Regions from separate parts of the Homo sapiens genome. Here region 2 is linked to region 1. The links are chromatin contacts, found by Hi-C in ENCODE. All regions are on one chromosome and are shown on one strand. The core of a region is the stretch at or near the end of the contact, and the rest is flanking DNA. Distances in the headings are between cores, read along the strand shown. Region 1 overlaps MYO18B (myosin XVIIIB). Region 2 overlaps SEZ6L (seizure related 6 homolog like).

Evidence for each region. A loop is a pair of places that touch in the nucleus more often than their neighbours do. Pooled maps may share reads with other maps.
Region 2: a loop to region 1 is called in a pooled map, with 3 times the contacts of the local background. The contact joins two enhancer-like sites. A Hi-C loop is called at or near these places in 2 of 50 pooled maps.

What each region holds. Positions count from the first base shown.
Region 1 is chr22:25,746,696-25,753,718 of GRCh38, reverse strand. All of the region lies in intron 1 of MYO18B (myosin XVIIIB), which reads right to left. Among named protein-coding and RNA genes, the nearest start is that of MYO18B, 8.0 kb to the right of the region's middle. RefSeq lists enhancers at 3,560-3,609, 5,963-6,257. Within about 2 kb of position 4,064, at least 4 of the 41 ENCODE cell types and tissues checked have a DNase peak (open chromatin) inside an H3K27ac peak, as active enhancers do.
Region 2 is chr22:26,291,521-26,298,543 of GRCh38, reverse strand. It overlaps SEZ6L (seizure related 6 homolog like), which reads right to left. Exons shown (of 17, transcript NM_021115.5): 2 at 5,398-6,138; 3 at 4,119-4,252; 4 at 1,464-1,656. Among named protein-coding and RNA genes, the nearest start is that of SEZ6L-AS1, 48 kb to the right of the region's middle. Within about 2 kb of position 3,848, at least 3 of the 41 ENCODE cell types and tissues checked have a DNase peak (open chromatin) inside an H3K27ac peak, as active enhancers do.

The DNA of each region.
Region 1 (7,023 bases), core at 2,815-5,314:
TCTTAAAGGCACCGCGTCTGGAGTTGGTCGTTCCTCCTGATGGGTTCGTGGTCTCGCCTGCTGCAGGAGTGAAGCTACAGACTTTTGCGGTGAGTGTTACAGCTCACACACGCAGCGTAGACCCAACAATCGACCAGCAGCAAGAATTATTGCAAAGAGCGAAAACACAACCACCCCACAACGCGGAAGGAGACCCGGGCGGGTTACCAGTGCTGGTGCTGGCAGCCTGCTTTCATTCCCTTATCTGACCCCACCCACATCCTGCCGATTGGACCATTTTACAGAGAGCTGATTGGTCCGTTTTACAAAGAGCTGACTGGTCCGTTTTACAGAGAGCTGACTGGTCTGTTTTGACAGGGTGCTGATTGGTGCGTTTACAAATCCTTAGCTAGACACAGAGTGCCAGACTGCTGATTGGTGCGTTTACAGTCCTTTAGCTAGACATGAAAGTTCTCCAATCCAGCAACCCCCGCCCCCCCCACACCCGCCCCTGCCGACCGGGAGGCCAGCTGGGGTCGCCTTGTGGATCTTGCGCTGGGGCCACGGGCTGAGCTTCCCGCACTGATCAGCGCTTGGGCAGTCCATGGGACGCGGTGCCGTGGAGGCTCTGGCCGCGCGCGATCCTAACCAGTGGTGGGGGGCTCGGGTATGGCAGGCTGCAGGTCCTGAGCCCTGCCCCGCGGGGAGGCGGCTGAGGCACGGTGAGAATTCGAGCGCAGCGCGGGCGGGCCAGCAGTGCTGGGGGACCCAGCGCACCCTCCGCAGCTGCTGGCCTGGGTGCTAAGCGCCTCACTGTCCGGGGCTAGCGGCGCGAGCCGGCCGCTCCGAGTACGGAGCCTCCGACCACCCGGAACTCGCACTGGCCCCGGTTCCCGCCTGCGTCCCTCCCTCCACACCTCCCGGCAAGCAGAGGGAGCCGGCTCCGGCCTCGGCCAGCCTAGAGAGGGGCTCCTCAAGCATGGCCAGAGTGGACGCCGAGGCGGAGGAGGCACCGAGAGCGAGCAAGGGCTGCTAGCATGTTGTCACCTCTCAACCCCATGTCTAAAAAAATTTTTTTTTAATTAGCCAGGTGTAGTGGCAGCTGCATAGCTGTGGCTTGCAGCTATGCAGGAGGCTGAGGCAGAAGGATCACTTGAGCCCAGGAGTTCAAGGCTACAGTGAGCTGTGATCACGCCACTGCTCTCCAGTCCAAGTGGCAGTAATAGACTCTGTCTCTTAAAAAATTAATTAAAGGCCGGGCGCGGTGGCTCACGCCTGTAATCCCAGCACTTTGTGAGGCCGAGGCGGGCGGATCACGAGGTCAGGAGATCGAGACCATCCCGGCTAAAACGGTGAAACCCCGTCTCTACTAAAAATACAAAAAATTAGCCGGGCGTAGTGGCGGGCGCCTGTAGTCCCAGCTACTTGGGAGGCTGAGGCAGGAGAATGGCGTGAACCCGGGAGGCGGAGCTTGCAGTGAGCCGAGATCCCGCCACTGCACTCCAGCCTGGGCGACAGAGCGAGACTCCGTCTCAAAAAAAAAAAAAAAAATTAATTAAAATAAAAGTTAAATATTTGTCAAATGAATAAGTAGGTGAATGAATGAACAGTTAGAAATGAGCCTGAGAAGGGACAGAGCAGCAAGTCTGTGGGCAGAGATTTCTGATGTCCCCCTGTGCTGTCTGCATCCACACATAATGGGAAAGCATGTTTATCATGGCCTGAGTTCACATCCTTTGACACCCCAGGGAGCTCTCTGAGCCTCAGTTTTCCTAGCCGTGCAGTGAGAGGACACCCACATAACAAGCATGTGCTGGATCCCTGGTAACCTCTCTCAATCAGATTTTCACTTTCCCTTTACTCCACGGTTAAAACCGGACTGAAGACCCCAGCCCAGCACCCAGCACAAGACAATTCACAGAACATTTAGGGAGAACCAACCGTGTGCCAAGCACCGATATAGATCCTTACTCCTAAACTCCCCCATGACCCTTATATTCCTACTGGACCTGGAATTTCATTATATTAAAATCCATGATCACATTTCATTCCCACAATAGGACCACATGGTTGGCATCACTCCCACAGAACAGACAGACTCAGAGAGGTCGAGACACTTGTCTGAGGTCCCCCAGCAAGAAAGCCAAGGTGAGACTTACCCCAAGGTGTGCCTGACTCCTCCCACACATGCTCAGCTTCCCATCAAAGCTCCACATCAGTGATGATAAGAGAGGACCAATCTGTGGGTGCCAGGCCAAGCCTCAGACGTGCCCTATGTCGTGGTGGCAAGCTGTGGAAGCCTAGGAAGCTGGCTCAAGTAGGTACATTCAGGGGTAGGGCAGAGTGTGCAGGGGGCACTGGTATTTACTTAGCATCTGTTTGGTGTTAGTCACAGCACAGGGCGTGTGGTAGTTGGGATCAGAAAGGTTAACAAATTGGATCAAGGTCACACAGGAGGAGGTAAAGATAACCTAAGTGCCTAAATCCCTGTATTTTTTCTGTTCCACTCTGAGATTTCTGTCCTTCCTCCCTAGCAGGAGGGGACACGACAAAATCAGGGCTATGGATAATGGTACCACTAGGATTTCTGCATTACTCAATACTGAGGACTTAAGTAGATCACATCATTTACTCTTTCCATCCGAAGAGGTGGATTCTCTGAGTAACTCTTATCTCAGGACACTCAGGCAGAGGGAGGGGATGTGTCTTGCACCCAGCCAGGAGGTGGTGGGGCTGATTCGTGGACCAGATGGTCTGACTTTAGAGGCTGAGCTCACAGCCACTTTAGCACACTGGCCTCCCAGCATGGACTGCCACGTGTGCCTGGCACACAGCAGCTTCTCAATAAAAGCTGTTTCCTTCCCCTTCCTGGCTCTGACTCCGCCATCCTTCACGTGCCTGTGGGGACACCTTCCTCCATGACACCATGCCTGAGGGTGCCAGCCAATGTCACCCTGCAGGATTCTATGACAGCCTCCTGCAGCCTCCACCCAAACACCCGCTGTCACCTGCCCTCCCCTCCACTGGCCACAAGGCTTAGGTCACTATTTGGTTCTTTATTAATTGGATCTTCATTTAGAATTCTGTCTTGCCCATAGTCTGGTTGGTGAGTGTAAGCATGTAATTCCTCAGCTGTTCCACAAGGTTCCTGGAGGCAGGCAGAGGGGTTGGCCAGTGAGAACACCAGCATGGAGCTTAGATGCTCAGCAGGAATGATCTGACTGCCTGACACCTGGTTTCTGTGATGGTCATATCGGAGGCCAGACAGCGAGGGAAAAAAAGGATGCTGGAGAACTGAAGACACCATCTTCAGATTCCCCCTCCATCTCTTCTACTTTGCTCTATGTCTGGCTGCTGACCCTGTGGACTCTTCCAATGGACTCCCTCACTTTCCATCTTCCAGGTGGGTTAAGCTAATGGGAATCATCCACTAGTAGGAGATCAGAGGGCATCTGTGTCTTCACTCACTCTCCCTCCTGGATGACCATGGTTGCCTTCCTCCCTCTCCCAAAGGCGCCTTCAGGCTGTTCTCTCCACTCTCTCCCCTCTCCTGTTGCGGCAGCAGCTCCCTCCTCTGACAGTTCAGGCCCAGAAAAGTAACAGCTTCACTGTTGCTATCCTCAAAGTGCTGCAGCATCCCTTAAAGGAGGCGGCAGCAAATATTTTCTGTAAAGCGCCAGATAGGAAATCTTCTGAGCTTTGAGGCCTGTAGGTTCTCTGTTACAATGACTCAGCTCCACCCTTGCGGCTCACAAGCAGCCATACTTAGTACGTAAATGAATGGGCATGGCTGTTTCAATTTGACTTTATTTTTAAAACCAGGCAGAGAGTTGGATCTGGCCGTGGGCTGTCATTTGCTGACTGTTAACCTTAATGCTACCATTGCATCCTGCCCCTACTTTGGTAAACAGTTTTTTTCCTAAACTCCTCAAATGGCCCCACTGGAGTGAGCCCTCTGCACCCTACTATAGCCCTGACTTTACAGCTGCCTCACCCCAAGAAGGAAAAGAACGTCCCAGGAGAGGATTGAGTAATGGGGAACAAGACGACCGCCCTGACATCCACGTGGCATGCCCTCTCCAAGGGCCACCTTCAGGCCACACTGCTGTGTGCCCCAGGAGCTGACCACTAGGCATTGTGCTCCCTACCCCCAGGCTCTCTTGCTCTCTGGCTTCCCCTCGTTTGGCCAATGGAAGGCTCTGGGAGGACCTGCATATGAGAGGAACTAGTGGTCAAGGTATTTAGTTCCCACTCTACCCACCTCTCTCTGTATCAGGCCCTAATTTTAGAAATGCTGTGTTTCTCCATCTACAACCACAACACCCTTCAAGTGGTCCCTGTCCACCAACTCCAGCTATCTCTGTGTTCCTAAATCACCCCTCCTCTCCCTTGTCCCATACAGCCCCAAGGCTAGTAAGGTATTCCCACCACTGCTTATCTCTGAGGGCTTCAACATGCTTTGTTGGTTCCCCTAACCCTGCACACATTTCTTGGGAGAGTTCTTTCATTAAAAAGGCTCTCCAGGATACCAGTTGAGGGTGCTGTTTTCTAGTGGGCCCTTGACTGATACAGTCAGTAGGGAAGTAGGTTTTAATTCACATATCAATCCTGATAGACGGATAGTGGCTGCCTCGTGGGTTACATGGGAAGGACTGTGAGCTTTTATCTGGGCTGAGTGGAAGAAGGGTGCTCTGATTGTTTATTAATGTCTGCCCTGGGCGTGGAAAGAGGGAATGGGGCATAAGTGCTATCTATTGCCATCCACAGGCTAAATGGACAAAAGAGACTCATGATTCCATACAAAGTCCAGCCTACTTCACCCAAGCCTGGAGTTTGATGGCCAAAGAGCCAGGCAATAATGAAAAGGGACTTTGCCCAGCACACAGATCCTCTCCCTAATCAGGGCAAGGGTGGCTCACAGCCAGCTATAGCCAGGGATTCAGACCGTGCTCACAACAATACACATGAAGGTGAGAAAGGGAGAGGGATGAGTGAGAAGCAAGGGCAGGAAGGTTGATGGAGGGAAAATGAAATGTTGAAGAGGGAGGGAGGAAGGAAGAGAAAAGCAGATGGGGTGGTGAGATGAAGAAGAATGGCGGGCAGGGAGCAGCAGGTGTGAAGGCTGCCAGAAATGCCCCTCAGCATCAGAACCTGGGGCCTTTACACATGGAGAAACCCCAGAGACCCAGCTCACTTCACAAGGAATTTCCAGGATAGACAGTCAATGAGTTCCCTCTTGGTCATGTCCATTGACAGGGAGGTCACTAATACATAGGACATTTGGAGTCTGCTCTAATTGTGTTTCTTCCTTGGAACCAGAGCTCCGAAAGGCCCTCAGAAGCCACAAAACCTACTTCTCCTATATCCTGGCATCCATAGACCAGGGAAGGGAAGTGACTTTCTCGAGGTCCTACAGCGACAATAGCAGAACTAAGGTCCTCATGTCCCAATGAGTAAAGTCTGATGCTTTTTCTTCCTTCTCAGAGAGCTACCTCCCCAGGACAGTCACACAGTGGCCTCAGTTCCACTCTCTGGAACAACAGACAACGAGGTTAACCCCTTTTCCAACTGAAATGATGGAATCCGCCCCCAGTTTTCTCATCTGTCACCTTCAGCCTTTTCTCAGGGGACATGGCTCCTAGTTTCTTCAGAACAATGCTCAGTCTCCTGGGACTTCTCTAACCTGCCTTCTGCCGCAGAAGTGGACATTTCACTCTGCAAAGGGTTGATGAGGGTACACACAGCAGGCTTCCTGCATTTCCATGGGTCCACAGCAGCCCTGGAAGTCTTAGATCTAAGAGTGGGCCTCACTATGCCTGTTGTCAAACCTCTCAGGTCACCAACTCCTCTGTCTGTCAAATGGGGATGCAGTTTTTCTCACCCACTTCACGGAGCGGTTTGAGTACTAGATGCTCCGTAGGCCTGTGAGCCATTTCTGACGTTATTACCATGTCCTTGGCAGCAGCTATGTCCCCGGTTGACTCAGATTCAGTCCCAGGCAGATTAAAATCTTCAAATGCTTTGCATATCAGTGGCTGACCAGCCAGTAGCCTCACCCCACCCTGCCAGCCTCCATTGCTAAATCATGCAGTGGGTGTTTCTATGAGAAATTAGAAAAAAAAAATCTCAGCTCCTCCAGCCCATTGGCTCTCCCCTCTCTGTATCATGGTTGCTCCACTGACCTAGGCTGGCCACACACTCCTGGCCACCCGGTGAGTCATCAGGCCACTCCTACAGGCTGATGAGATGCTGGACCTCACAGATGGGCCTCGTGGCTGAGTGCCAGGATGGCCAATAATGTTTCTTTCACCTGCCAGCACCAACTGATCTGTAGTTGGGGGCTGCCCAGAGTGTTGTATTGAGAAACATTCTGAGCTGTGCCTGGGCTGAACAAGACAGCATGCTGTGATTGACTAGCAATGTCTGGCACGGGTATAGGAATGGCTAGGGATGGAACCTGTGCCAAGTATTTGCCATTTCCAACCTAGTGTTTCCCGGCCACCATGAAGCAAGAAGCTGGTTAGACTTTTGGTAACAGGTTCCCCTGACTGATTTTAGGGATTGAGTGCTCCATCAAAGGGCTAATTTTCTTTTTTTATTTTCTTTCTTTCTTTTTTTGAAGCGGAGTCTCACTCTGTTGCCCAGGCTGGAGTACAGTGGTGCCATCTCGGCTCACTGCAAGGTCCACCTCCTGGGTTCACGCCATTCTCCTGCCTCAGCCTCCCGAGTAGCTGGGACTACAGGTGTCCATCACCACGCCTGGCTAATTTTTTTGCATTTTTAGTAGAGACGGGGTTTCACCGTGTTAGCCAGGATGGTCTCGATCTCCTGACCTCGTGATCCGCCTGCCTTGGCCTCCCAAAGTGCTGGGATTACAGGCATGAGCCACTGCGCCCAGCCTCAAAGGGCTAATTTTCTATCCACTACTGTGTTGCTACCTAGAGCTGTACTAATACAGTAGCCACTAGCCACAGGTGGCTTGTTAAATTTAGATGAATTCTAACTAAATTAAATCAAAAATTTAGCGTCTCAGTTGTATGAGCC
Region 2 (7,023 bases), core at 2,599-5,098, 550 kb before region 1:
ACTACTGGCCTGCGAGACAGGAGCTTGGGCTTTAGAAAGAAAACTAATGTGAGTTTACAAAACGATGTCACCTTGAGACAAGGACTCAGTGCCTCCACCTTACAGGTGGTGGTGGGGATTAAATGAGATAATACAGAGAAAGAGCCTCCTTCGCAGTCAGTAGATGGGGGTAGTAAAAGGGTGCATGGGGACATACTGAATTCCTCAGTTTTCATAAGAGGATGTCAAATTCATCCTAGCTTCTTCACCCTAGACCATGGTCTGACCTCTCCTGCAGCACAGAATATCTTTATTCTCAGTACTGATGAGGAGGAATACATTCAAGTTCATGATTCACATTCTTTTTTGTTGTTGCTTTTAAATTCACAACAACAGCAAAGGGCAGTATCCCACAATGAAAAGTTGTGATGAAGTGGACACTCCCCTTTGCAGTCATCCACCTGTTTCAGAAACAGGTGAGAGAAAAGTTGAAAATGAGTTGTTGTTGTTTTCAAATGTCTGGACAATTTGATATAACACATGATGGCTCTCAATATCTGGTTGCATGGTTCACGAATCCACTTTCCATTCAGATGTTTCAGCAGTTGGTAAGTATCCAAGGGAAAGTTCCTGGGTGAGGCAAAGGAGACCTGAGGTCATGGGAGCTGCATAGGAGGAAATCGGGGTGGAGGAGAGGGGAAGAAAAGGGGGACTAGGAAAGGAGAGAGAGAGAGAAGGGAGGGAAAATAGAGGGTGGAAAGGAAGAGAAAGAGAGGAGGAAATGAAGAAATAAAACAAGCAAGCAAAGAGGGAGGAGAAGAGAAGGAAGGAGAAAGGAAGTAAGAGAAGAGAGGAATGAACAGAGAGCAAAACAGAGAAGACAGGAACAGACAAAAAGGAAAACCAGTAGAGGAAGAAGAAAAGAGAGAAGTACCCTGTTAAGGCTCTTTATCAGGAGTCTGTGGACGCACAGTGGATCTATATATTGAATTCAGGGCCTGTGAACTTGAATGAAGGAAAGCTGCTTGCTTATTTTCATTAACCTCTACCTTAGCTGTGCTATTTTCCTGGCAACAAACTGAAACATTGTAGTAGAACCTGTGACTTTGACACCAAGAGAAACCACAGATATTTTTCATATCATAATGGATATCTCAACCTATTTCTTATGCTCCTTAGTACTTTGAAATGTCAGCAATTATAAGAACTACTAGAAGACATTGTTTAATGAATTAATAAAAAGCACATAGATTAAGGCATCATAGATTATAACAGTATTTTGATAACTGCAGCTCAGTAATACCGTTTTCTTTAAAATTGTATATATTTTATTTTATACTTTTAAAAACATTATTCTGAGAAGGGGTTTGTAGGTTTTACCAAACTGTCAGAGAGGTCCCTGGCACAAAAAGTTTTAAAATCCTTTTCTCCAGAGGGAAACTGAGGCAAACGCCTATGTTTCATCAGCCTTGGCCTGACCCTACCCTGGTAGTGAAGCTGGAAGGTCCCAAGGCCGTCGTCCTGGAAGGTCCGGAAGTAGACGGAGATGGTGTTGGTGGGGCTTCGGATTACCTGCCCCTCCACCAGGAGTGTCTGGTTGGCCAGGACGGTCAGGGTAGGGCCGTCCACCCCGCGGATGGAGAGCAGTTCCCCATCGGACAGGTTCACACTCTTCACCTGGGAACAGGCAGAAGCAGACAGAGAGGAACTCTGAGTTGTGTTTGAGACAGAGCCTTCTAAGGTTGCAAAGAAGTCAGTGAAAAGTGGCCCAGGTACTGCTAGCCCCTGGTCAACGGGACCCCTGGGCCCCATGCCGAGCCCACAGGAGCCCTGGGAATATCAAGGTCCCCCTAATTTCCCCAAAAGCCAAGGGGATAGAGTGAAACCAAACTGCAAGGCAGAGGCATTGCAAGGGACTTGCAATGTGAGGCCCCCATTGCTGTGTCCTGTAAGAGGGGCCTTTGGCACAGGCCCTGGATGCTAGTGGGTGGGATAGATTATCCTGGAGCTGGTGAGTGGAGGCAGCAGTTGGATCAGCTTGTGCTTGAGATCCAATCTCCAGGGAGCCGGGAGAAGCATTCTACCAGAATGTATACTCTGCAAGGTTAGGGATTTCTCCATGCTGTTCAATGTTTCCAGTGCCTAGAATAGTACCTGGCACATATTAAGTGCTCAGAAAATATTTAAAAAAGATTGAATATATTCTTCCATTTTCTGCATAAATTGGTAAGTGAGGGGTGGGGGCCTCATTTCTAGGGCACTCTCTGGCCCATTCTCTTATTCTCCCCAGTGGTGGCTACAACTGCAGGACAATCAACCCCTATCTCAAAGAATCAGACACTTGCTTTGCCATTTACACTCTGTGGGATTTGAGAAGAAAGAAGCGAGATACTTTAGTTGTACGCAGGGAGGCTGAACAAATGGTATGTGCGCGTGTGTGTGTAAGGGAGAATTTAGTCAGGTCTCAATGCCTAATTTGAAGACTTACGCTTTTATGAGTAGGGCTTGGAACTTTAGTTTCTCTGCCTCTCCTCTAAACAGGGCAGGCCTTACCCACAAGCTCTTCTTCCTTCAGGCCCTATATCTTATCCTCTTTTCTCTTTGATGAACTCCTACTCATTCACCAAAGCCCCATTAAAATTGCCCTCCTCTATGAGACCTTCCCTGATTGCCAAGGAGTTTGCCTGTTCCTTTGCTGCGATTCTACAACAACCTCTAAAACACCAATTAGAGTCCCTACTAAATGGCATCCTACGTATTTCTCTTTTAGGGCAGGCATTGCATCAGTTTTTTACATCAACATATTCTCCTGTGTCAACAGCTTTGCCTGGTGCATTCTAATTGCTCAATGAATGAACTCTACTGTGCCTGGTAAAAGGCTCCACACAGTACTGGACACATACTGGGTCCAATACTCTTCATGACATGGAGGAAAGGGTTCTTAAGCACTATAATAATCTGGACTGCAGGTTTTCTCCAGTTTATTTTAATTCCATGAACAATTATTAAGGACCTACAATGTGCCACACACTTGTGCAAAGCTCTGGGGACTGCAAAGACTACAGGTTCTACTGCTGAGGGGCTTACCTTTTGTCTCTCTTATACAAGTAAAACAAAAACAAAAACAAAAAACCTTCCTAAGGTAAGGTCATACACCTGCCCCAGCTCAGAAACTTTTGATGGCTCTTTATTTCCCATGAGAAAAAGGAACACATTCAGGGTGATTAGCATACTGAAGATAATGGATAACATGCACTGCATGGTCGCGATTTCTGCTGGGCTCTGACCAAATGATTTCTCTCTCTCTCCTCCCTCTCTCTCTGCTGGGCTGTGGCCAAATGATCTCTGCATTGTCATATTTACTGCTCCCCCAAACTTTACAAAGCAGTAACATTATTCCTATTTTATTGATCGGGAAACTGAGGCTCAGAGAGGTGAAGTTCCTTGTTCAAAGTCACGCAGTTTTAACTGGAAGAGGTAGGACTTAAAACCCAGATGTTTGAGCATTATGCCACCCTGCTTTTCCTTTCTTACTGTATGGGCAAAAGTTTAAGAATAAAATGTCCTAATAACCAGAAAATGAAGGAAAGCAAGCAAGCAAGCAAGAAAGAAAGAAAGAAAGAAAGAAAGAGAAAGAGAAAGAAGCAAGAAAGCAGGAAGCAAGCAAGCAAGCAAGAAAGAAAGAAAGAAAGAGAAAGAGAAAGAAGCAAGAAAGCAGGAAGCAAGCAAGCAAGCAAGAAAGAAAGAGAAAGAGAAATAAGGAAGCAAGCAAGCAAGAAAGAATCAAATGAATCAGGTGGAGCTTCCGTGTGTGTGTGTGTGTGTGTGTGTGTGTGTGTGTGTTTATGCACGTGCATGCGTGTGTGTATGTGTGTGTGAGATAAGCAGAGTATCAAGGGATTTTCCTTCTGGGAAATACCTCAGAATTTGTCAGCATGTTCCCTCTATCCCCACAAGCTATTTTAGCAAAGCATTGAGTTAAGAACTCCTACTCATTCGCCAAAACCCAGCTAAAGTTGGCCTGGTTGGGCAAAGACAGAACCAAACTAGTTAGCATAACAGTAAGCCTGACTCAGACAATCCTCCTGAGACTTCCTGCTAGACGAGGCAGCCTCTGTGAGGTACTCTCCTGGGGTTACCTGGAGCTCCACCCCATAGCCAGTGTAGACTGTCACGTTGTATGTGCACTCCAGAAAGTTGTTGAGGGGCAGCAGTGGGTAGTCGCTGGAGTCAATGTACCCCTCAGGATTGGAGAAGCTCACACTGCAGAGAGCTGGAAGGAAGGACTTTAATTAGGACACCAAAGACAACTTGGATGTAAGCTCAACCATGGGCTGTGGGGTGGAATGGGGGCTTTAGGGGAACCTGCATTTTGCTGTTCCCATCTGTCCTTCTGCTGTTAATTCCTCAGCTCCAGAATTGACATGATAATAAAAATAGCAATAATTGACACAGAATGATCACTTACTATATCCTGCTAGGCACCATTTTAGCTAGTCAACAGGGGTGACCCCACTTATTCTCATAGGGACTGATAATATTTCATCCCCAGTTTAGAGGGAAGTAAACAAAAGCTCAGAGAGGGGCCGAGCTCAAACAGCAAGCAGGATTTGGACCCAGAGCTCACGTGCTTTGAAGGGTGGCCACATTGCACTTGTCCAAAATCCATGTATGCTTGACAATTGGGGGTCCTTCTCCCATTTTAAAGATGGTAGAGAAGACTGGAACACAGAAGAGCATTTTATCAAGTCTAGAAAATACATGTAATGCTAAAAGCAAATGTGCTTTGAAAAGGCTAGTGGCTTTGAAGCAGGTTAAATGAAGAATTCCGTTCCAAGATGAAAAGGTTTTGAATCTTGCTCATTAGCTGTGTGACCTTTGGCAGGTTGCTTGGGGGTCTCAGGGTTTCAGTTGTCTCATCTTTAAAATGGGGATGTTGGCTGAGTGTCCTGGCTCATGCCTGTAATCCCAGTGCTTTGGGAGGCTGAGGTGGGAGGATTGCTTGAGCCCAGGAGTTCCCCAGCCTGGACAATAAGCAAGACCCCCTTTCTACAAAAAACAAAAAAATTAGCTGGACATCATAGTGCATGCTTGTAGTCCCAGCTACTCAAGAGGCTGAGGCAAGAGGATCACTTGAGCACAGGAGTTTGAGGCTGCAGTGAGCTATGATCGTGCCATGGCACTCCAGCCTGGGCGAAAGATCAAGACCCCTTTGCTAAAACAACCCCCCAAAACAACAAACAAATGAAATGAGGCTATTAATTCTGAGCCACAGGGCGAAGCTCATAGTCAGTGCTCAATGGACGGTAACTGATGGTGGGGCCGGGGCTTCTTGAGATTCCTCTACCCACATGCCCTGAACATAGTGAGTGCCTCATGGCTGTTTCAGGATGGCTTCAGGAGTTGGGGGCTGCATACCTGGTGCCTGCTCGGTGGTGATGACCGTGGTGGTGATAATGGTGGAGGTAGTGGTCTCCTGGCTCTCCTCTGAGGCTGACCCAGTCAGCTCATTCTCACCTTTGTCCATCAGGGCCATGGGGCTGGTGTCCTCCTGGGGGGCCTCCTGGGCCATGTCAGGCCCAGGCTCCCCGGGTTCTGGCCTCTGGGGGAGTGTGTGGGCCACATAGGGCTGCGAAGTGAAGGGGGAGATTTGCAGGGGTGCGGGTGTTGTAGGGACCGCACTCTCCTTTCGGTCCAGCCAAAGGGGCACTTCTGATGCCTCCTCGGAGGCCACGATGGGGTCCGGGTCCCCCGGTGGGCCAGGCTTCTCCGTGGAGGAGGAGAGGAGATCTAGGCCCTGGGACGCTGGCTGGGACCCTGCCCTTTGGACAGTGGCTGCGGAGGTGGCCTTGGGCCTCAGCTGCTTCCTGGCAGAGTTCACCTGCTTGAGCGAAGGCAGTTTCTTCTTGGGGGGCAAGGCGTGCTTGGGGCGGGCCTCCTCTGGAAGCAGCGGTGACAGGGCTGGGATGTCGTGATGTGCAGAGGGTGCGGTCCCATCCAGCACCAGCTCGCCCAGCACTTCCGCCGACTGTGAGGAACTGGGGGGCGCTGTTACCACTCTCTCTTCAGGGTGCTCTTTGCCAGGACTGCCTCTCTCCGGGGCTCCTGAGGGCAGGAGGTAAGGACCCAAAGGGCTAGCATCTCCCTCGGGAAGAGCATCTTGGAAGAGGAGAAAAGACACCAGTTAGTTTGGGGAGATTTAGGACCTTCACCTGCTGTCAGACTCTGAGGGTGGCCCTCCTAAGGGCGGTGCCCAAAGCTCGTCCGGCTGGCCTCTAAACCAACTTCTCCTTTCTCCCTCCCTCCCTTCCTTTCTTTTTTCTCCTCCTTCCCTCTCTCCCTCTTTCTCTTTTCTTCCTTCTTTTCCTCCCACCCTCCCTCCTTCCTTCTTTCCTTCCTCCTTCCTTCCTTCCTTCCTTTCTTTCTTTCTTTCCTCCCTCCCTCCTTCCTTTCCCCTTCCATTTTTTTCTTTCTTCCTTCCTCCTTCATTTTCTTCCTTCATTTCCTTCCTTCTTTCCTTCCATCCATCCTTCCTTCCTTCCTTCCTTCCTTCCTTCCTTCCTTCCTTCCTTCCTTCCTTCCTTCCTTTTCCTGAAGACTTGGGCTTGATCATGCCAGGACTGAGCTAAGCATTAGGAGTATAGAAACAAAAAGCACAGGGGCCTCACTGCCTGGTTGTATATGTACTGGGAAGGGGGATGGGAAAGTAGACACAATCATATTTGATATGATGAATGCTTGGAAAGAGAAAAGCTTGTGTGCTAAGAGAGCAGAGAGGACGGGCCCTAACCCCGTCTGCAGGACAGGCATGCCATGTACAGTTGGGCAGATTGTTCCCTGTACAAAGACATGCAGCTAAGAGGATGAGTGGGGATGGACACCAGGCCACACTCTCTTTTCTAAGCTGTGTGCTCTGGCTGGGCTTGGGGGATGGGGGAGGAGAGTTTTTTTAAATTTAAATTTTAATTTTAAGTTCTGGGGCCTATGTGCAGGATGTGCAGGTTTGTTATGTAGGTAAACATGTGCCATGGTGGTTTGCTGCAC